Linked DNA regions of Homo sapiens: all the other regions are linked to region 2. A link is a loop called in an ENCODE intact Hi-C map of the cell type or tissue named here. Cell type or tissue: Calu3. All regions are shown on one strand.

Region 1 (8,000 bases), 120 kb before region 2:
TCAGGTGGTTATAAGTGTAAGGCTTTATTCTGGGTTTTCTATTCTGTTCCATTGGTCTATATGTCTGCCTTTGTACCAGTACCATGCTGTTTTGGGTACTATAGCCTTATAGTTTGAAGCCTCTGGCTTTGCCCATTTGCTTAGATTTGCTTTGGCTATTGAGGCTTTTGGTTTCATATGAATTTTAGAATACTTTTTTTCTAATTCTGTGAAGAATGACATTGGTAGTTTGATAGAAATAGCACTGAACCTGTCAATTGCTTTGGGCAGTATGGTCATTTGAATGATACTGATTCTTCCAATCCATGAGCATGGAAAGTTTTTCCATTTAATTGTGTTATCTCCGATTTCTTTCCGCAGTGTTTTATAGTTCTTGTAGAGATCTTTCACATCCTTTGGTAGCTGTATTCCTAGGTATTTCATTTTCTTTGTGGCTACTGTAAATGGGATTCTGTTCTTGATTTAACTCTCAGCCTGGACATTATTGGTGTATAGAAATGATGTTGATTTTTATACAGTGATTTTTTTATCCTGAAACTTTGCTAAAGTTGTTTATCAGTTCTAGTAGCCTTTTGGCAGAGTCTTTGGTTTTCTGGGTATAGAATCATATCATCAGCAAAGAGAGATAGTTTGACTTCTTTTCCTTTTTGGATGCCTATTCTTTCTTTCTCCTGCCTGAGTTCTCTAGGTAGGACTTCCAGTGCTATGTTGAATAGGAGTGGTGACACTGGGCATCATTGTCTTGTTCCTTTTCTCATGGGGATTGGTTCCAGCTTTTGCCCATTCAGTAGGTTGGTGGCTGTGAGTTTGTCATAGATGGCTCTTATTATTTTGAGGTATGTTCCCTTGATGCCTAGTCTGTTGAGGTTTTTAATGTGAAGGGATGTTGGATTTTATCAAAAGCCGTTTCTGCATCTATTGAGATGATGATATGGTTTTTGCTTTTAGTTCTGTTTATGTGGTGAATCACATTTATTGATTTGCATATGTTGAATCAGCCTTGCATCCCTGGACTGAAGCCTTCTTGATTGTGGTGTATTAACTTACTGATGTGCTGCTGGATTCTGTTTCCTAGTATTTGGTTAAGAATTTTTGTGTCTATGTTGATCAGAGTAATTGGCCTGAAGTTTTCTTTTTGTGTGTTTCTCTGCCAGATTTTGGTATTAGGCTGATGCTGGCTTCATAGACTGAGTTAGGGAGGAGCCCCTCATCCTTAGTTCTTCGGAATAGTTTCAATAGAACTAGTACCAGTTCTTTTTTTTTTTTTTTTTAGACAGAGTCTCACTGTGTCACCCAGGCTAGAGTGCAGTGGTGAGATCTTGGCTCACTGCAAGCTCTGCCTCCCAGGTTCACGCCATTCTCTCGCTTCAGCCTCCCGAGTAGCTGGAACAACAGGTGCTCACCACCACGCCTGGCTAATTTTTAGTTTTTGTATTTTTAGTAGAGACGGGGTTTCACCATGTTGGCCAGGATGGTCTCTATCTCCTGACCTTGTGATCTGCATGCCATGGCCTCCCAAAGTGCTGGGATTACAGGGGTGAGCCACCGCGCCCAGCCTCAGTTCTTTGTACATCTGGTCGAATTCAGCTGTGGCTTCATCTGGTCCAGGGCTTTTCCTTGTTGGTAGATTTTTTATTGATGATTTGATTTCTGAACTTGATATTTGTCTATTTAAGGTTTCAGTCTCTTTCTAGTTCAATCTTGGGAGATTGTATGTTTCCAGGAATTTATCCATTTCCTCTAGATTATCTAATTTGTGTGCATAGAGTTGTTTATAGTATTCTCTGAGGATCTTTTGTATTTCTGTGGGATTGGTTGTAATGTCATCTTTGTCATTTATGATTGTACTTATTTGGCCCTTCTCTTTTTTTCTTTGTTTAGCTATCACACTATCCATCTTGCATATTTTTTGAAAAACTAATTATTGGTTTCATTGATCTTTTGTGTGGATTTTTGCATCTAGTCTCAAAAAAAAACAGCACTTCAAAAAGCACTTCATTTAGTGCTTTTCTAATTTTAGTTATTTCTCTTCTGCCAGCTTTGGGATCAGTTTATTCTTTTTTTCTAGTTCCCTTAAGTGCAAAGTAGGAATGTTAATTTGAGATATTTCTAACTTCTTGATGAAGGCATTTAGTGCTATAAACTTTCCTCTTAACACTGCTTTAGCTGCATCCCAGAGATTCTGGTATGTTGTGTCCCTATTTTCATTAATTGCAAAGATTTTTTTAATTTCTGCCTTAATTAAGATTTTCACCCAGGAGTTATTCAGGAGCAAATTATGTAATTTCCATGTATTTATGTAGTTTTGAGAGATCTTCTTGATACTGATTTCTATTTTTGTCTCACTGTGGTCAGAGTGTGTGCTTGGTATGATTTCAAACTTTTTGAATTTATTGAGGCTTGCTTTGTGGCCAAGCATGTGGCTGATCTTAGAATATGTTCTGTGTGCACATGAGAATGTATCTTCTGTGTTTGTTGGACAAAGTGTTCTGTAGATGTCTATCAGGTCCAATTGGTCAACTGTCAAGTGCAAGTACGGAGTTTGTTAGTTTTCTGCCTCAGTGATCTGTCTATTGCTGTCAGTGGGTTGTTGAAGTCTCCTGCTGTTATTGTGTGTCTAAATCTTTTTGTAGGCCAAGAAAAACTTGTTTTATGAATTTGGGTGCTCCAATGTTGGGTGTGTACATATTTAGGCTAAGTCTTCTGGTTGGATTGTGCCCTTTATCATTCTATAAGGAATGCCCTTCTTTGTCCTTAATTTTTATTGGTGAAAAATATGTTTTATTTGTCCAGGAGTGGTGGCTCACACCTCTACTGCCAGCATTTTAGTAGGCTGAGGTGGGCAGATCACGAGGTCAGGAGATCGAGACCATCCTGGCTAACATGGTGAAACCCCGTCTCTACTAAAAATACAAAAAAATTAGCTGGGCATGGTGATGAGCACCTGTAGTCCCAGCTACTCAGGAGGCTGAGGCAGGAGAATGGCATGAACCCAGGAGGCAGAGCTTGCAGTAAGCCAAGATCGCGCCACTGAACTCCAGCCTGGGTGACAGAGCGAGACTCCGTCTCAAAAAAAATTAATTAATTAATGAAAAAAAAATATATATATATAAAGTTATGTTTTATTTAACATAAGAATAGCGACTCCTTGTCTTTTTTGTTCTCTATTTGCATGACAGATCTTTCTTTATCCCTTTACTTTCAGCCTGTGGATGTCATTAGGAGTCAGATGGGTTTCTTGAAGACAGCAGATGGTTGAGTCTTGTCTTTTAATCCAGCCTGTCATTTTTTGCATTTTAAGTGGGGTGTTTAGCCCATTTACATTCAGGGTTAGTATTGATATGTGAGATTTTCATCCTGTCATCATGTTGTTAGCTGGTTGTTGTATAGACTTGTTTGTGTGGTTGCTCTGTTTTGCCTATGGGCTATGTGCTTAAATGTGTTTTTGTGGTAGCAGGTTCTTTCAATTCCATGTTTAACACTTTTTAAAGGATCTCTTACAAGGCTGGTCTAGTTGAAATGAATTCCCTCAGTGTTTGTTTCTCTGAGGATTTTATTTCTCCATCACTTATGAAGCTTTTTGGTGAGATATAAAATTCTTAATTGGAATTTATTTTCTTTAAGGGCACTGAAAACAGATCCCCAATCTCTTCTGGCTTGTAAGGTTTCTGCTGAAAGTTCTGCTGCTAGCCTGATGGGCTTCCCCATGTGCATAACCTGGCCCTTCTCTTCTTTTTCCTTCAAGATTTTTTCCTTTTGCATTGACCTTGGTGAATCTGCTGACTATGTGCCTTGAGGATGATCATCTTATATAGTATCTAGCCTGGGTTCTCTTTATTTCTTGGATTTGCATGTCAACCTTTCTAGCAAAATTAGGGAAAGTTACATGAATAGTATTTTCAAATATATTTTCCAAATTGTTTATTCTCTCTCTTTTTCTCTCAGGAATGCCAATGAGTCATAGCTTTGGTCTCTTTACATAATCCCATATTTCCATCAAGTTTTGCTCATTTTTAAAAATTCTTTATTTTTGTCTGAGTTGGTTAGAAAAGCTCTGAGATTCTTTCTTCAGCTTGGTCTGTTCTGTAGTTAATACTTTCAATTGTATTATATAATTCTTATAGTGAATTTTTCAGCTATAGAAGTTCAGCTTGGTTCTTTCTTAAAATGGCTATTTCTTCTTTCCGCTCTTGGATCCCTTTATCTTTATCTAGGACCACTAATCTTTGGATTAGTTTTCAATTTTCTTCTGAATCTTGATGAGCTTCCTTGCCACCCAGATTCTGTATTCTACGTCTGTCATTTCAGTCATTTCCAACTGGTTAAGAACCATTGCTAGGGAGCTAGTGGACTCATTTGGAGGTAAGGGGACACTGGCTCTTTGAATTGCCAGAGTTATTGTGCCAATTCTTTCTCATCTGAGAGAGTTGGTATTCCTTTAACTGTGGCGTAAGTTGAGTATAGTCAGTTGGCTGCATTTTTCTGAGGGCCAAGGTTCTGTGCACGGTCTTTATTTGTGGCTGAATTCTCACCTTGGTTTTATAGGAAGGTATATTAGCAAACTATTTTTGTAATTTAGGTTGACTTCCAGTAGATGGCACATAAGAGTAATGGTTGGTAGATAGAGCTTAGCCACATGGCTCCTTTGTATTTCCTGGTGTTTCCGGCTGTGCTCTGCAGTACAGTGGGAAGAGAGGTGACCACCTCGTCAGGTCCGCTCCTGGGCACTGGGGAAGCCCCTTCCAACCAATGGCACTGTGCCCATGTTTCTTTTGGCAGGTGCGCTCTCTCACACAGAGGCTGTGGTAGGGAGATAGGCCACCCCTTTCCCAGTCAGCTGGCCCTGCAGAGGGAGACATGCCCACTGCTGTGGTAGCCCACAGGTTCATGTAACTCAGCCCTCTCAGTACGCTGAGAGTGTGGGCTCCTCTCCTGCTCTAATGTGTGCTACAGATCTCGCCTTGGCACTCCCAGGCTTCAACACTGCAGCCCCAGGGAAAGCTCAGGCTTTTTGTTCCCTCCTCAGCTTAGGGACAGCAGGGATAGGGACCCCGGCAGTGGTAATGACAGGGGGCCTATCAGTTGCCTCTGGGGACTCTATCCCAGACAAATGCAAAACCACAGCCAATTGGGGTGATCAGCCAGGGTTGGGGCAGCTGTGCTGCTGGGCCCAAGCTGGGGGCCCTGCCTGAAGAGCAGGAAGGTCAGGCAACCCAACCCTGAAGATAGCCTGGCCTCCTCTCTGTAGGATGCTGTGAGAAAGTAATCAGGCTCTTTGTTCCCTCCCTAGCCTGGGGGAAGCAAGGGCGGGTACTGTGGTGGCAGCAATGGCAGAGGCCTGTCAGTTGTCTTTGGGAGCTCCATCCCAGAGAAACACAGAGCCATCACCAACTGAAGTGATCAGGCAGGAGTAGTGCTGGGGGCCCAAGCCAGGAGGCACCCTGCGCAGTGAGGAGCAGCAGGGCCAGGGACCCATGTGGAAAACTGTCTGGCTGCCTTTCCATATGGCAGCTGTGGCATGCTGGAGGCCCATGACAGCTGTCGGGGCTTTTTACTCCCTCTCCAGCCTGAGGGCAGTAGGGGCACAGGCTGCAGCAGTGCAGAGGGCCTGTTGGTTACCTCTGGGAGCTCCATCCCAGAGCAATGAGGGCTGTGACCAGCCGGAGTGCTCAGGTCGGGGGTGGATGGCTGCGATGGAGGCCCAGGCCAGTGGGCCTTGCCTGGCAAGGTGCAGTGGAGGCAAGGCCTGCAGTCTGTCTGCTCCCCAGCATCATGGATATGGCCCCTATCCTAGGGGCACATGACAGAGCCTGGCCTACCTTGTTGGCCGGGCTGTGGCAGCTGGTGCTGGGGTGCTCAGAGATCCACATTGGCTTGAGCAGTGGCTCTGCCCAGACTCCAAGCAGCTCTTCATGTCAGTCTAGAGCCCCAGGGTGTGTGTGTGGGGCGGGTGGAGTCATGGAGGGTCTCCTGCGCCTGGGAATTACAAACGTCCATGGCAGAAGTATGGGTCCCCAGGAGCTTTCACTCACTCATCCTTTCCCTGCTGTAGGGAGCTTCCCCTTGCTCTGCACCCAGGTGGGCAACTGTCCTGCCTTACTCCCCTCTGCTCTCAGTTAGTCACCACTGCTTCCTTGATGAATCCCAACACAGCCTGCTGGACGATCAACCTGAAGAGCTCATGTTCACTCACCACTCTCATCTCCTCTTGTGAGAGCTGCACACACTAGCTGCTTCTAGTCAGCCATCTTGGCGCTTCAGATACTAGTTTTCTTAAGTAGAATTTACTAACTTGGAATAGAATCATCCAAAACTTAAGAGCAGAGAGTTTAACTATTTTTAAAAACAGAAGGATAGAAAGAGATGGAGGGAGAAAGTAATTCTAGTGGGCCGAGTTCCATAACTGCAGTGCATAGAAATGTTTTTGTCACCAGGCGCGGTGGCTCACACCTGTGATCACAGCACTTTGGGAGGCTGAGGTGGGCAGATCATGAGGTCAGGAGATCGAGACCATCCAGGCCAACACGGTGAAACCCTGTCTGTACTAAAAATGCAAAAAAAATAGCCGGGCGTGGTGGCAGGCACTTGTAGTCCCAGCTACTTGGGAGGCTGAGGCAGGAGAATGGCATGAGTGAACCCAGGAGGTGGAGCTTGCAGTGAGCCGAGATCGTGCCACTGCACTCCAGCCTGGGTGACAAAGCGAGACACCATCTCAAAAAATAAAAATAAAAAAAGAAATATTTTTGTCACCTTACCTACAGTGAGATTATTATACATCACGTGTCTTGCTGATGGAAAACAATGCTTGTTGCAATAAAACCACTGCCTTGAAACACTACTATACATAACTCTTTAACATTTCTGACAGTTGCTTCCCAGCATGGATGTAAAGAACTTCAACAAAATTCATCAGACTCAAATATTACCATGTTAGTCAGGCTGGTATCAAACTCCCGACCTCAAATGATCCGCCTGCCTTGGCCTCCCAAAGTGCTGGGATTACCGGTGTGAACGCACCATGGCTGGCCAGTGGTTGAATTTTTTAAAAAGTATTAATGGGGTGCTTGAAAACTAGAATATCCATCTAGATTTGTAAGACAGTATACCTGCATACTGGTGTGGCTTCCACACTTGAGTAAAAGCTTCAGAGTAGGCCTCCTAGATTTCCCCAAGATACTCTACTCTTATTTTTCTTTTTCTTTCTTTTTTTTTTTTTAGACGGAGTCTCGCTCTGTTGCCCAGGCTGGAGTGCAGTGGCACAATCTCAGCTCAGTGCAACCTCCACCTCCCGGGTTCAAGCGATTATCCTTCCTCAGCCTCCTGAGTAACCGGGATTACAGGCACGTGCTACCACACCTGGCTAATTTTTGTATTTTTAGTAGAGACGGGGTTTCGCCACATTGGTCAGGCTGGTCTCGAACTCCTGACCTCATGATCCACCCGCCTTGGCCTCCCAAAGTGCTGGGATTACAGGTGTGAGCCACCGTGCCCGGCCGATGCCCTACTCTTAAAATAGTGCCATTCATTTTCTAGGTAGGATCATATTCCACACTGACTATATTGCTAGGGGTGGCCTAGAGGGTCAGGCCTTTGGGAAATGGCACGGCCTTTACCAGCTTCCCTTCTCTCCCAAAGAACTTCCCCTCTTGGACTTTAGATTGAGGAATGGGGCAGAGTAGTAGGCGGTGCCGCTGTGCTTTGATAAAGGCCCCTGTGGCTGGCAACAGCTCTTACCTTTTGTCTCTGGGTCCTGGCGTGGGTGGAATTCCTGGGCGTTCTGTTGGCTCATCTGGGGCCATCAGTCCACTTTGAACTACTCACTGTCTCCTCTGCCTCCACCAATTAGAAACCCTTCCAAGGGACAGTGAGAGCCAAAGCCAAGAAAAGCCTTGTTCCCTATTTGGTGATTGAGTGACAGTGGGTGAAATCCTTTCTCAGAAAGAACTAGAAAGAACTCAGTGCTTGTACTCACAGTGAGTAATGTCAGGGCTGACCCATCC
Region 2 (8,000 bases):
CTGGTGAGCTGGAGCCCAGTGCAGGATCTTAGTCCAAAATAATGACCTCATAATTTTTATAACATCCTTATCCTGGAGCTAAAAAAACAAAACTGCAGCTCTTGTATTCGTTGCTACCAACTGCTTCTTATAGCATGAAAGACAGAAAAAGCAGTTGGATTACATCATTCCCCTGTGTGATAAAGGACAATGTTTCATCACACCTGCCACGCTCTGCCAGCCCTGCCTTTGCCCACCTTCCCAGCATCACTGGGTATCACTCTCTTCCTTATCCACCAGCTTCCAGACCCACCACCAACTGGAAGAGGGTCAATATTACATTAAAGGGGAGCACATAGGGTGACATCGGATGGTGGCCGTCTTTAGGAACATGCAATTAGCCTCAAAAACAAGACTAACCCAGGTGAAACAGTTAAAGACCAGTAAAAGAGCATGCATAATTGTGTGCCAGGATGGAGGGTGCTGATAAGGACAGGGATCTGAAGAGCAGGTGGTGCTGGTGAGTGGGGAAGTCTGAAGGAGGCACTGGGGATTTGGAAGCAGCTTAAGGTGTCAGTACAGTGGTGAACTTCGACAATTAAAGTACTGTTTCACTAAAACAGGTAGGCTCATGTATGTGGAATAAGTATTTTCAGAAATACTTGTCAATTCAGATGGGAGTTTTACTTGCCTGTATGATGAAAGAAGAGGAAGTGGGGAGAAATAAGAAGAGAAGCTCTGAGAGGGGAAAGAAGGCTCAGAATTGCATTCCCCTTGTGAGCGTGCTGTGTCTCAGGGTGCCCACTCCACTGGGCTGCCATTCTTTTCTTCTTTTTCCTTTTCTTTTTTTTTGAGATGGAGTCTCTGTCGCCAGGCTGAAGTACAGTGGCACGATCTCGGCTCACTGAAACCTCCACCTCCTGGGTTGAAGCAATTCTCCTGCCTCAGCCTCCCCAGTAGCTGGGATTACAGGCACGTGCCACCACACTCGGCTAATTTTAAAAATATTTTTAGTAGAGACGGGGTTTCACCATGTCAGCCAGGATGATCTCGATCTCTTGACCTCATGATCTGGCTGCCATTCTTCCACAATCTCAAATTCCCCTTACCCCATTAGGCTTCAACAGGCCCTCATTTGTTTCTTCATCTTCTCTCTGAAGCCATTGTTGAAATGGATCCATCTGCATTGGAATCGTAACCAGGGTTGGTGAACTGCATGGAATGCACATCCAACTAGAGAATGAGAGAGTAGGAAGGCATGCAGGACAGAAAGTGGTAGCCAAAAACTGCTGTGATGAGCCCATGAGAGCTGAGACGGGACTTTGCTTCGGGATCTATTCAACTTCTTATTCTATTATGACGCTGGAAGGAGGGATGGAGAGTCTTCCCACCACAGAGGAGGCCAGATCAGAGTTTGGCCATGCAGGAGGAGCAGCTGCAGGTGTGTGGACCCCCACAACTCCACCCCAGCCAGGTGCCTGTGGTAGCTCCCAGGAAACGCCCTGGGGCCGGCACCCAGCAGCCAGTGGCGGGCACCATCAGTGACTAACATGGATCCATTCTGTGGCCATCTAAAACAACAGGCTGCATTTTGCTCTTAAAAGTCAGCCCCTCCCAGCTACTGGGGAGGCTGAAGCAGGAGGATCACTTGAACCCAGGAGCTGGAGGCCAGCCTGGGCAACATAGGGAGATTTAGACTCAAAAAAAAAAGAAAAAAAGAAAGAAAAGTCGATCCCAAACTTGCTTCCCTTGGCCAGCCTCACAATAGAGTAGACGCAGGGCATGGGCTAGGACTGGTGCCCTTCTGAGGTTTCCTAAGCATAATAACTTGCCTCAGTGCAAACAAACGCAATCCCTGGAAACATAGATATTGTTTCACAGTGTCTACAGCTTCATGTTTTTGGAAGGAGAAACCCTGATGCTCGCAGCAGTGAATGTATGCCAGGGAATGGAAGGAACTAGAGAAATGCACGTGAAACACCGAGGAGTCAGAAGATGCAGCCTCAACTCTGTAAGGCAAGGCAAGCTCTCTCTCAATGCAGGATGCAGTCCAGGCACATCCAGCACCAGGACAGCTGTAAAAGGACACTGGCCTGGGCTCCATCTCCAACCTCCTGAATCAGAACCTCCAGGGCTGGAACATCTGCAGCCTCTCCAAGAAAGAGATTTTTAAGCTGGAGGTGTCTGAGCTCTCTACCTGTCGCCCACATCCTGCTTGGTCAGGAGAGCAGTCCTCCACCCTGACAGGCAGATGGAGAAGGCCTCTGATGAATGGATGGAGGAAGGGTCAGTGAGGGCTAGTGTTGGAGTCCTGAAGGAGTGAGGGAGAGGACAGTGGGTGGGTCCTAATGCTCTGCCCCCCACGTAGGGAGGCTCACAGGGCACATGTCCTCAGGCTCTGCAGGTCACCTACCCAACTTTTAGTTATAATGTCCCAGAGCTTAATATGGGGCTATTTCTCAAGAAAAAATAGTAGCCCCTGTCTTGTCCCCTAACTCCTCATAGCAGCAAGTTTGAAGTTTGCTGATCTACAAAAGGTCCTCAAATCTGGCCTGAAGCAGCAATAGTATCTCTCCATTTATCCAAAAATTCATGTTTGTGTAGTCCTTCTCTGTTGTAATTCCCAAAGCAAGAGTTTTTAAGTGCAGGAGCATGTCTGAAAATCAGGACCCCCAGGGCTCTTGCTCAATCCCAAGAAGGTTAGAGTGGTTCTTAGCTTCAGCTGTCCCATCCTAAACGAGGAGGTGGGATTCTGGAATTTCTAAAAGTCATTCCTACTCCACTGCCCTATAATTTCTAAGAAAAAAGCCAGCCACTTCGTCATAGAGTTGGGTATTCCACCTCCTCTGAAACATGTATGGAGAACAGCTTGAACCTTTTCACTGCTCACCTCTGCTTTTAGTGACTAAGGATAGAAAGGTCAGAGGCAAAGTGGCAAAGGACTTGAAAACTACCTTCAAAAACTAACTGCAAAAACCAAACTACTAATATCGTTTGGTGGCTGGGCGCGGTGGCTCACGCCTGCAATCCCACCACTGTGGGAGGCCGAGGCGGGCGAATTGCCTGAGCTCAGGAGTTTGAAACCAGCCTGTGCAACACGGTGAAACCTCGTCTCTAATAAAATACAAAAAATTAGCTGGGCTTGGCAGAGTGCACCTGTAGTCCCGGATACTCAGGAGGCTGAGACAGGAGAACTGCTTGAACCTGGGAGGTGGAGTTTGCCGTGAGCCAAGATCGCGCCACTGCACTCCAGCCTGGCAACAGAGACTTTGTCTCAAAAAAAAAAAAAAAAAAAAAATGGTTTGGTGTGGGTCTGGCGCCCTCTGGTGTGTTTTGAGACTGTGTCATGCTGGCTGGTGCTAAGTTCTCCCTGCTGCCATCTGTGGTCTGACATGTGAGCACATGCTGTATATGCTGAGAGTGCTGTATTATAAATTATTATTATTATTGTTATTATTTTGAGACGGAGTTTCGTTCTTGTTGCCCAGGCTGGAGTGCAATGGCACGATCTTGGCTCACTGCAACCTCCACCTCCCGGGTTCAAGCGATTATCCCTTCTCAGCCTCCCGAGTGGCTGGGATTACAGGTGCCCGCCACCACACCCGACTAATTTTTTGTATATTTTTTTTTTAGTATAGATGGTGTTTCACCATGTTGGCCAGGTTTGTCTCAAACTCTAGACCTCAGGTGATCCACTCGCCTCGGCCTCCCAAATGCTGTGATCACAGGCATGAGCCACCACACCCAGACTATAAATTATTTTAATTACCACCTGATACTTTCAGTAAATCTAGAAGAAAAATGGTAAATGCAAGGTTTTATTAAAACAAAAACAGGCTCAAAGTTAAAATATACTTGAGCCTTTATTAAAAACCACAATAAAATGGCCAGGCGCGGTGGCTCACGCCTATAATCCCAGCACTTTGGGAGGCCGAGGTGGACGGATCACAAGATCAGGAGATCGAGACCATCCTGGCTAACATGGTGAAACCCCGTCTCTATTAAAAATACAAAAAAATTAGCCAGGCATGGTGGCGGGCGCCTGTAGTCCCAGCTACTCTGGAGGCTGAGGCAGGAGAATGGCGTGAACCTGGGAGGCAGAGGTGGCAGTGAGCCGAGATTGCGCCACTGCACTCCAGCCTGGGTGACAGAGCGAGACTCCATCTCAAAAAAAAAAAAAAAAAAAAACAACCCAATAAAATGCCATCATAGAATATCTATGCTTGTCTGTCTGTCTGTCTCTCTCTCTCCCTCCATGTTTTGAGATGGCACTACAGCAATGTGTAAAAGGTAAATCAAGGTTCATGACCCTGTCTGTATCAATTAGTGGGCTCTTGAGTTTTCTATTGCACCCAACAGCACCCCACTCCTGCAAAAATACTAACAACAACAAAGCTGAATTTTAAACAGGAAAAGAAGGCAACAAAGCTTATGGAAGAGAACAAATATGGAAGATATTTATGGAATAAACATGGAATGGAATACAAAACAAATTATGGAAAATAAATACAATGAATCAGAAAGGATTTCTCAAACCATACTTGAAAATCGTAAATCTTAATGAAAATACCATAGAAAAATAAAACATCTTTCGACAATAAGAGATATAAACAAAGTTAAAAAGCAAGTCATAGCCTGGAAGAGTATATTTGCAATGGGATCTAAAATAAATAAATAATAGCTACAAAACTGTAAGAGACAACCCAAAAGGCAAGTAATAATACAAAAGCCTAAATTACCAATAAACATGAAAAAGATGTTAGGTTCCTTAGTCATTAGAGAAATGCAAACTAAAGCCACAAGGAGCTCTCATAGTGCCTTCAATGAGTTAGCAAAAATAAGACAAAAAAAAAAAAACAAAAAAACAGCTGTCAAGTGTTTTTCTAAGTATTTTCATAAAAGATTCATATACTGCAGGTGGGAGTGAACAGGGAGGCTAAAAAGCAAAAAAGTTTTCTATCTTGTATACATTTGAGTGCAGAAAAAACCCAGAAAACTCCCCTGATAATCTAAGCACACCTGCCCTCGGGTGGGCTTAGGATTCAATATAATGATCTTCAAGTAGTCCAGGAAAATACAAGCCAAGAAATTATAGTAGCCCTAGACTCACAGTGCCTTGGAGCACCTTAACAAAACAAAAACAAAATCTGGAGAAATGTACCCTTAATACAGGCCTCACAGTATTCCCACAAGTCAACCCTTTCAAACATGAGTTTATAATCTAAAATTACAAAATACATTAAAGAGAAAATTAATTAACTGAAATATATATTTGAAAAAATTATTCAGAATGCAGCACAGAGAGAGAAAGAAATGGAAAATATAAAACAGAGGTTAACAGAAACAAAGTGTAGAGTGAGAAGGTCCAATTTACTGCCTAATAGCAGTTCTAGAAGAAAATGACAAGGAAGAGGTAAAATTTAAAGAGACAAATGACTAACAATTTCCCAGACCAATAAGACAAGAATGCTCAAATCCAAGAATTATAATCAATCCCAAGCAGGGTAAATGAATATCTACACCTTAATATTATAATGAATGTATATAATACCAAAGAAAAATAATAACTTACCTATATGGAAAGACAATTTGACTGTAAGAAAATTTCTCGATAGCAGTAATAGAAGTCAGAAATCAATAAAATTATATTTTCAAATTTAGAAAAACAAAAAAAAACCTGTCAGCCTAGACTTTTATATTACTAAACAATTACTCGAGAATGAGGGTGAGATAAAAATACATTTTTATCCAATTAAAAACTGACATCATTCACCAATAGCATACCCTCAGCTAAAGGCACTTCTTCAGAATGTCCTTGAAGAACAAAAATTACTGTAGAAAGAAGATATGAAACACAAGGAAGAATAAAGAATCGGCCAACACGTGAATAAATCTAGATTTATTAATAAAACTAGGTTATTTATTAAATTGGTTGGAAGGTACATGGGCACAGATACTTCTTTATTCTTTTTTGTGTGGCTAAAATATTTGATAGTATTTTTTTAAGTAGCACAGGGAAAAGAGTTCTAGGCAGAAGATTCTGAGGCTAGAAAGAGCTTGACCTACTTATACAACTGAAAGAGAGCTAGCATATCTGGAACAGGGTAAAGAGAAGTGGTACAAAATGAGGGTGGAAGGGAGTAGGCAAGAGACATGAATAGACACTTTCCAAAAGAAGACATGCATGTGGCTAACAAGTATATGAAAAAATGCTCAACATCACTAACCATTAGAGAAATGCAAATCAAAACCACAATGAGACACCATCTCACTCCAGACAGAATGACTATTATTAAATAGTCAAAAAATTGCAGATGCTGTTGAGGTTCTGGGAAAAAAGGGAACACTTGTGGGAATGTAAATTAGTTCAACTACTATTATTGGGGGAAGCTGCCCCCAATATTTCAACGTAGGTTCTTTCTATTTTCCGTAAGTGTCGGCCGGCTGAGAAATAAAGAGAGACAGTACAAAGAGAGGAATTTTACAGCTGGGCCACCAGGGGTGACATCACCTATCAGTAGGACCATGATGCCTGCCTGAGTCTCAGACCAGCAAGTTTTTATTAAGGGTTTCAAAAGGGGAGGGGGTGTAAGAACAGGGAGTAGGTACAAAGATCACATGCTTCAAAAGGCAAAAAGCAGAACTGCTAGTAAGGGTCTAACAAAGATCACATGCTTCTGAGGGAACAGGACAAAGGGCAAAAGCAGAACTACTGATAAGGGTCTATGTTCAGCAGTGCACATATTGTCTTGATAAACATCTTAAATAACAGAAAACAGGGTTCGAGAGCAGAGAAACAGTGTGACCACAAATTTACCAGGGCAGAGTTTTTCCCCACCCTAGTAAGCCTGAGGGTACTGCAGGAGACCAGGGCATATCTCAGTCCTTATCTCAACTGCATAAGACAGACATTCCCAGAGCAGCCATTTATAGACCTCCCGCGAGGAATGCATTCCTTTCCCAGGGTGTTAATATTAATATTCCTTGCTAGGAAAAGAATTTAGCAATATCTCTCCTATTTGCACGTCAGTTTATAGGCTCTCTGCAATAAGAAAAATATGGCTCTTTTTACCTGACCCCGCAGGCAGTCAGACCTTATGGTTGTCTTTCCTTGTTCCCTAAAAATCACTGTTATTCTGTTCTTTCTCAAGGTGCACTGATTTCCTATTGTTCAAACACACATGTTTTACAATCAATTTGTACAGTTAACAAAATTATCACAGTGGTCCTGAGGTGATGTACAACCTTAGTTTACAAAGATAACAGGATTAAGAGATTAAAATAAAGACAGGCATAAGAAATTATGAAAGTATTATTTGGGAACTGATAAATGTCCATGAAATCTTCACAATTTATGATCCTCTGCTGTGGCTCCAGCCGGTCCTGCCGTTTGGGGTCCATGACTTCCTGCAACACATTATGGAAGACAGTGTGGCAATTCCTCAAAGACCCAAAGACAGAAATACCATTCAACCCAGCAATCCCATTGGGTATCTACCCAAAGGAATATAAATCATTCTATTATGAGCACACATGCACATGTATGTTCAATCTAGTACTATTCACAATAGCAAAGACATAGAATCAACCTAAATGCCCATCAATGATAGAGTGGATAAAGAAAATGCAGTATATATACACCATGGAATACTATGCAGCCATAAAAAAAGAATGAGATCGTGTCCTTTCCAGGGACATGGATGGAGCTGGAAGCCATTATCCTTAGCAAACTAACATAGGAACAGAAAACCAAATACCGCATGTTCTTACTTATAAGTGGGAGCTAAATGATGAGAACACATGGACACATAGAGGGGAACAACATACACTCGGACCTAGTGGAGGGTGGAGGTGCATTGAGGGAGAGGGTTAGGCAAAATATTATATGTATTTTGTATAACAGACCCCCATGACATACATTTACCTACGTAACAAACCTGCACATGTACCCCTGAACTTAAAATAAAAGTAAAACAAACAAACAAACAAAATGTTCATCACTAGGAAAACAGATGAACAAA
Region 3 (8,000 bases), 410 kb before region 2:
GGCCAGCATGGTGAAACCCCGTCTCTACTAAAAATACAAAAATTAGCTAGGCGTGGTGGTGGCGCCTGTAGTCCCAGCTACTTGAGAAGCCGAATTGCTTGAACCTGGGAGGCAGAGGCAGCAGTGAGCAGAGATCGGCCATTGCACTCCAGCTTGGGCCACAAGGGCGAAACTGCATCTCGAAAACAAAACAAAACAAAACCAAACCCAGGTGTGGTGGTGCATGCCTGTAGTCCCAGCTACTTGGGAGGTTGAAGCAAGAGAATCGCTTGAGCTGGGAGGTTGAGACTACAGTGAGCTGTGATTGCATGACTGTACTTCAGCCTGCGTGATGGAGCAAGACCTTGTCTCCAAAAATTATATATAAGGAAAGGACTTGAAAATGCATTTCTCCCGAACTAGGTGATGTTTCCGTGTGTGTGGCCCTTCTTCACAGTGGCCTCCTAGAAAAACAAGACCCTGACTCAAAGAACACCTCTCACTACAGTAAGACTTCTTGGAATGCTTTACTTTTTTAAAAATTTAATTTAATTGTTTAATGTGGTAAAAAATATATAACATAAAACGTAAAACTAACCAGCTTAACCATCTTAAGGGCACAATTCAGTGGCATTATGTACGTTCTCTTTGTTGTGCAACCATCACCACCACCCATCTCCAGAACTCTTTTAAAATCTTCCCAAACAGAAACTCTGTACCCATCAAACAACTCCCATTTCCTTCTCTCTTCACCTCTGGCAACCTCCATCCTACTTTTTCTTTATATGAGTTTGACGGCTCTAGGAACCTCTTATAGGTGAAATTATCCAGGTCTGTCTTTTTGTGACTAGCTGGTTTCACTTCGCATAATGTTCTCGAGGTCCATTCATGTTGTAACATGTGTCAGAATTTCTTCTCTTTCTAAGGCTGAAGAATATTCCATTGTATGGACCTACCACATTGCATGTATCTATTTATCCACTGAGGGACCCTTGGGTTGCTATGGAAAATAATGCAACTACGAACATGGACATCTGTTCCAGTCCTTGCTTTCAATTATTTTGTGTAGATGCACAGCAGTGGAATTGCTGGATCAGATGGTAATGCTATGTTTGCTTCACTACTTGGAATGTGCCTTTATGCATATCGTGATAAAATTTGATCTGTACGACAGTCCTGTGAGATAAGTAAGCATTGATCTCTGGTTCAGAAAAGTGATTTCTTCAAAGTGAAATGATGAACGGAAGAGTATCCTGACCTTAAACTTGGCTTTTTAAATTGCCCGTTCACCTTGAAGAGTGGTTCCAATCACAAGTGTTACCTTCCAAGGACAGTGTCATTCTGGTTATAATCAGCTTGCTCCCCTGCCCTGAGCCTTCTGTCCAAGTTTGTGCAGGTGTGGGTCTGGGGCAGGGGACAGCTCATCCATTTCCCACTGCACGGAACAGAGGCTGTGTCCAGGGCCCCAGCAACAAAGATTTCTCCTTTGGGTTTCTGTTTCCCTCTTTCAGTTCAGAGTCTGTCATCTGAACCATGAGGATCTGGTGGCTTCTGCTTGCCATTGAAATCTGCACAGGGAACATAAACTCACAGGACACCTGCAGGCAAGGGCACCCTGGAATCCCTGGGAACCCCGGTCACAATGGTCTGCCTGGAAGAGATGGACGAGACGGAGCGAAGGGTGACAAAGGCGATGCAGGTACTCACCTGACGGCTTCGGCTGCCTTTCAACTTCTCTCTTCATTCCTTTCATCTCATTCACTCATCATCTGTGTGATTTTCCACCTACCCACTCACACCCCATCCATCCATACATACATCAACCCAGCAACACTCACTGGAGCCTGACCCCATTCATCCATCCACCCATCTGCCCAGCAACACTCACGGGGTCTGCTCCATGCCAGACTCTGTGCCAGGTGCTGGTGGAGAGCACAGGGCAAGATCGCCATGACCCCTGCCCTCCTGGGTTCTCTCATCTCTGACACCGCAGAACATTTTCAGTAGTATACGATGTCATGGATCCTCCCATCTCAGGTGACAGGTATGATGGATTTTTGGCAACAAAAGGCTAATAGAGAGATCTGATCACGAATTATTTGGCAGCAAGCACCCAGCTGCAGTGCAGGTGAGAGCTAATACCGCATCATGCCATGAAGCAGGAGATGCGGAGTGACAGATGACACAAAAGGAGACGAGAATCTGAAACCATACAGCTGCTGCTTATGCATCTATATGACCTAGGTTGGGACCCTGTCCCAGGGTCTGGGGATCTGGGGGACAGGATTCAGCCTCTGGGAGGGAGATTTGCCAAAGCTGAGAAGTCCGAGTGGTTTCCATAACAACAACCAATAGACTTGGTTTCCGAATGGGGTACCATTCTTGAGGCCTGGTCTTGACCATAGGGTCACATATCTAAGGCATATGCAGAATGATCCATCTGGGTTAAGGGCACAGTTCAGTGGCATTACAAAAAAATATATCAAAACTTCTATGGACCTTTTTAAAGATAAGTTTGTGTTTCTAACACATCTCAGCTTATGGCATTTGGTGGCCTGATGATGTTTTGAGTGGGCTGGATGAAGCCAAGGGTCACCAGGAAGCAACATTCTTTCTAACCACCATCCTGCACATCTGCTCTGTGAGGTGTCTTCTCCTGGCTCACATCTCCAGCTCATTGACACTGTTCCAGTCCCCAGGTAGCAAACAGCCCAGTCCAAATGAATAGCAAAACCTTACCATTAATGAAATCAGGTCTTCTGCCCTCACACTGGGACCACAGTAGTGTGTGTGTGTGTGTGTGTGTGTGTGTGTATTGTATTTCTGAATATATAAGATTTTCATTTTTTGTTATAAAATTTTACACACAAAAGGAGATAAATAGGTGATAGATAAAAAATAGAGGACAAAGACAAACACTCCTATATTCAATACCAAATTTCTCTACCTCTTCCCTGTTGAATTTCTCTCCTCTTTTCTCACCAGTGTCCATTCTTTCAAGTTTTATATACTTCTTAGAAGCAAATTATGTATCTATTTTTCTACGTAGTTCATAGGTATTATATATAATATATATTACTTCTTAGAAGGATATTCATTCACATTGCTCACACTAAAAATTTACTTCATTTTTATCTTATCTTAAAGTGTATTTTTGTATATGTTTTATACCAAACATATTTTCCATATACTACCTGTGCATAATGTAGAAACATATAAATATCTACTGATTGGGGTCTGTGTTCATGCTTTGTGAGTTGTGGTTGCGTGATCATGAAAGCTCAGAGGCCACCGCTCTAGAGAATGGGAGAAACGAGAGCCAAGCAGGGAAACAAAAAGAGGGAAGGAGAGGAAGACACAGGGGAGCAGCCAGTGGAGGGGAGGGGAGGGGAGGGGAGCGCAGGGAGGGGCAAATGTAGGGATAAGCCCCCTCCATTCAGAGGTCCCACGCTGACCAAGGCCCCACTCAGGAGCGCTGGTGTCCCAGGAGAACAGACATCGTGACAGAAATAAGTCTGCCTGTGTCAGTCCTGTCTCAGGACCTGCAAGCCGGCCCAGCCTGCCCCTGTCGCCCCACAGCCACGTCAGTGGGTCTGAAGTATGGGAGTCTCTGCTGCTTTGTGAGAAGCCAGAGTCTGGGGTGAGCTGTGGCCCAATGAGCACTCTACTGCCATAGCCAGAGCCACCTTCAACCTGCTGACGGATAGCACGCCGACCTGGAGCTCAGGGGGGCCTGTTCTGAGCACAAGGACTTGAGTGTAGTCAGCAGAGCCCCACTCACCTGATGTTCTCTGCCAGCTTGATTGGTGGCATTTCCCCCAGTGTAAGGCACTAGAGGGATCCTTCCAGAACTCTCTCTTCTATCTTGGGATAGTGTCACGTAACCATAGTCATCTGTGTTTTCATAGGAGCCTAGTAAATCTTCCGTTCCACTCTCCTCAAGAGTAATGGAAGAGAAACAGAGTGAGGAAACCTCCTGGCACCTCCAACATTCAGACCACGTCCCAAGTCCTTGTCGCAGGAGAGGAACACAATCGTGACAGTCAGTCCCCATTGCACACACTCCCTCTTCGTCCTGTCTTGCTGTGCGCTCTAGGCACGTCCTAGAGATGGGCGCTTGGGAAGTCACTCAGTTCATTTCTTAGGTCACTTATCCCACGCAGCTCAGCACCCCAGATGCCCGCTCATGCCTGCCTCTCTCCACCTGCGCTTGTGTGGAGGACAGAGTGCCCGTCAGGGCGGGGGTCACCCCCAGACTCTCCAACACACATGGCTGATGGAGACCAATGGCCAGAAAAATCAGAAATGGAATTTCAACTCATGCCTGTTTTCTGCTTTTCCACCTAGGAGAACCAGGACGTCCTGGCAGCCCGGGGAAGGATGGGACGAGTGGAGAGAAGGGAGAACGAGGTTAGTAGTTCCTATTTATGGTGCTCTAATTCTGAGCTGTCGACTATTTAACAATATTACCATGGACAAGTCCTCCATGCTGATTATAATCTTACAATAAAGGCAACACAGTTCTTACTCTCCAGACGGGGGGATTCTGCAGGGATTGGCAGGCTTTGCAGAGGGCTGGGTAGTAAATATTCTCAACTCCGCAGGCCATACAGATCTGTCACCACTACTCAACTTCCCCTTGTAGTGAAAAGAAGCTGTAGATGCTCCATAAATAAGCATGGCTCTGTTCCAGTGACACCATATGTGTGAAGACTGAAATGGGAATTTCCCATGGTTTCCATGTATTGTGGAATATTATTTGTGACCATTTAAACATGCAAACCATGGCCGAGCACCATGGCCCACACCTGTAATCCCAACACTTTGGGAGGCCCAGGTAAGAGAATCGCTTGAACCTAGGAGTTCCAGACCACCCTGGGCAACATAGTAAGACTTTGTCTATACAAATAAAAAAAAAATTAGCTGGGCATTGTGGCACGTGCCTGTAGTCCCAGCTACCCAGGAGGCTGAGGTGGGAGGATCGCTTGAGCCTGGGAGGTTGGGGCTGCCATGAGCCATGATCTCGTCACTGCACTCCAGCCTGGGTAACAGAGTGGGTGACCCTGTCTCAAAGCAACAAAAAAACAAGCAGACAAACAAAACCCAGAAAAACAAAAAAACATGTAAACCATATTTGTTTAGCTTGCGGGAGGGAGGCTGAATTTGGCCTGTGGCTGTAGTTTGTTGAACCTTGAACCTTGCAGTGGATGAGCACTGAGGAGTGAGACTGAGTTTTTGACTTGGTGCATCTGGCAGCACTGCATGGAGGAGGTGGAACTAGAACTGGTCCCTGATGGGTCGGGATGTAGTCGTAGTGGCAAACTTGTGTAATCTTCACTTTGTGCTTTTCATGTACTGACTCACTGAATGCAATATCCCCAGACGCTAGGTAGTTTTATTACCCTAGTTCCATATGTGAGGGAACAGAGGCACGAGGCTCACTAGCTCATCTGACGTCCTGTGTGCATATGGGGACAGAATGGAAACCTGGCATTTAACCTCAGAGTCCACACTTGCAACCACGGCTCTTTGGTATGGGTGGGGGTGCAAGGAAGCAGCAAGGTTTCTGTAGATGATGAATTGCCGGTGGGATAGGTGGGTTGGGGCTGGGGTTGGGCAGGAGAGGGCAATGCCTCGATGCAGGCTTTATTTTATGTTCACTCCAGGGAGGAGGTTTTTAGAGGATGTCACGACTAGGGTTGAGTGTCAGTTAATCTACCTGTCTCTGCTCTGAAGAGTGCTTTCTGTCATGGATTGACATTATTTAATGGCCAGCATGGTAGACTTAGATGGTAGGGTTGTAATTTCTAACGTGAGCCCTGACACTAATTTAGTAGACGGTAGTCAAAAGGTGTGTTGGGATGTGTGTGTGTCCATGTGCACACACGTGTGTAATTGGAGTAATTGATTTTCATTTATTTTTATTTTTTTTGAGACAGAATCTCACTCTGTTGCCCAGGCTGCAGTGCAGTGGTTTGATCACGGATCACTGCAGCCTCAGCCTCCTGGGCTCAAGCCATCCTCCCACCTCAGCCTCCTGAGTATCTGGAACTACAGTTGTGCACCACCGCGCCTGGCTAATTTTTGTATTTTTTGCAGAGATAAGGTTTGGCCATGTTGCCTAGGCTGATCTTGAATTCCTGGACTCAAGTAGTCTGCCCACCTTGGCCTCCCAAAGTGCTAGGATTACAGGCATGAGCCACTGAGCTGGGCTGGAGTAATTGAATTTTATTTTCTTATTTTTCTTTTTCTTTTTTTTTTTTAGAGTCAGGGTATTGCTATGTTGGCCAGGTTGGTCTTGAACTCTTGGCCTCAGGCAGTCCTCCTGCCGCGGTCTCCCAAGGTGCTAGGATTACAGGTGTGAGCCACTGCACCCAGATGGAGTAATTGAATTTTAAACTCTGGGCATATACTGAACCTGTGCACTACTTTGTTTCATTTGTGAGCTCAATTATAGAAAAACCAAAGTTGTTCACAAGGGAATCTTTCACAAGCTATCTCTTTATTTGCTCTTTCTCTATTTAGGAGCAGATGGAAAAGTTGAAGCAAAAGGCATCAAAGGTGATCAAGGCTCAAGAGGATCCCCAGGAAAACATGGCCCCAAGGGGCTTGCAGGGCCCATGGGAGAGAAGGGCCTCCGAGGAGAGACTGGGCCTCAGGGGCAGAAGGGGAATAAGGGTGACGTGGGTCCCACTGGTCCTGAGGGGCCAAGGGGCAACATTGGGCCTTTGGGCCCAACTGGTTTACCGGGCCCCATGGGCCCTATTGGAAAGCCTGGTCCCAAAGGAGAAGCTGGACCCACGGGGCCCCAGGGTGAGCCAGGAGTCCGGGGAATAAGAGGCTGGAAAGGAGATCGAGGAGAGAAAGGGAAAATCGGTGAGACTCTAGTCTTGCCAAAAAGTGCTTTCACTGTGGGGCTCACGGTGCTGAGCAAGTTTCCTTCTTCAGATATGCCCATTAAATTTGATAAGATCCTGTATAACGAATTCAACCATTATGATACAGCAGCGGGGAAATTCACGTGCCACATTGCTGGGGTCTATTACTTCACCTACCACATCACTGTTTTCTCCAGAAATGTTCAGGTGTCTTTGGTCAAAAATGGAGTAAAAATACTGCACACCAAAGATGCTTACATGAGCTCTGAGGACCAGGCCTCTGGCGGCATTGTCCTGCAGCTGAAGCTCGGGGATGAGGTGTGGCTGCAGGTGACAGGAGGAGAGAGGTTCAATGGCTTGTTTGCTGATGAGGACGATGACACAACTTTCACAGGGTTCCTTCTGTTCAGCAGCCCGTGACAGAGGAGAGTTTAAAAATCCGCCACACCATCCATCAGAATCAGCTTGGGATGAACTTATTCAGATGGTTTTACTTTATTAATTCCTCCAATTATTACAATAATCATAAAAAGGTGAAAATGGAAAAGTTATTCCCAAAACTGATTCTGTGTAACTTACTATTTTTCCAGGAGTAAATATTTAAAATAGCTGCATGGTTTATTCTAATTTATTTCACATTTCTTATTCCTATTATCTGAAGAATCCCTCGTCTGTGCGTTTCTTGTGGGAAGAGTGTTTTAATATCATTTTAGTGCTCTGAGGAGTCATATGAAGATGTATCCCTCATCTGTGTTTCTGAGGACATTAAGGGGAAATTAGAGGGAAATGTTTATTCAATTTAGTACTAGCAACAGCTTTAAGCTGGTGATGCTGTCATACTCCAGAAAGCTGTAGACACTGCTCATTTTGTCTTTTAAAAAAATTTTATTTTATTTTAAGTTCTGGGATACATATGCAAAACATGCATGTTTGTTACATAGGTAAACATGTGCTGTGGTGGTTTGCTGTATCTATCAACCCATCACCTAGGTATTAAGCCCTGCATGCATTAGCTATTTGTCCTGGTGCTCTCCCTCCCACTTTGCTCATTTTCTAACCTAGGTTTTAATCACCATTTTACCCAACAAATCATTGTTCGATCATTATTTGCCAGACTTGAATCTCTATGTGTTTTCTAGGACT

The links. Hi-C counts contacts between places; a loop is a spot of excess contacts. Peaks named below come from ENCODE experiments on the same cell type or tissue, not always from the same donor. Only the 100,000 strongest peaks of a DNase experiment are listed, where the experiment ranks them.
Region 1: it touches region 2 in a loop (13-fold over the local background); 20 of 110 quality-filtered maps call a loop at or near these places.
Region 3: a loop joins it to region 2, with 18 times the contacts of the local background. A loop is called at or near these places in 3 of 110 quality-filtered maps.

What each region holds. Positions count from the first base shown.
Region 1 is chr13:24,601,425-24,609,424 of GRCh38, forward strand. No RefSeq gene overlaps it. Among named protein-coding and RNA genes, the nearest start is that of ATP12A, 75 kb to the right of the region's middle. In Calu3, CTCF peaks have their summits at 4,676 and 4,885 (motif pointing right); a DNase peak (open chromatin) is centred at 4,757.
Region 2 is chr13:24,724,866-24,732,865 of GRCh38, forward strand. The region is part of intron 3 of LOC105370118 (a long non-coding RNA gene); the gene reads right to left. Among named protein-coding and RNA genes, the nearest start is that of RNF17, 35 kb to the right of the region's middle. In Calu3, no CTCF peak of the experiment used is centred here; a DNase peak (open chromatin) is centred at 3,306.
Region 3 is chr13:24,314,492-24,322,491 of GRCh38, forward strand. C1QTNF9 (C1q and TNF related 9) reads left to right here. Exons shown (of 4, transcript NM_178540.5): 2 at 1,491-1,678; 3 at 4,327-4,389; 4 at 6,505-8,000. The coding sequence starts at 1,513. The coding sequence ends at 7,277. It also overlaps the pseudogene PCOTHP1. Among named protein-coding and RNA genes, the nearest start is that of C1QTNF9, 8.9 kb to the left of the region's middle. In Calu3, no CTCF peak of the experiment used is centred here; no DNase peak of the experiment used is centred here.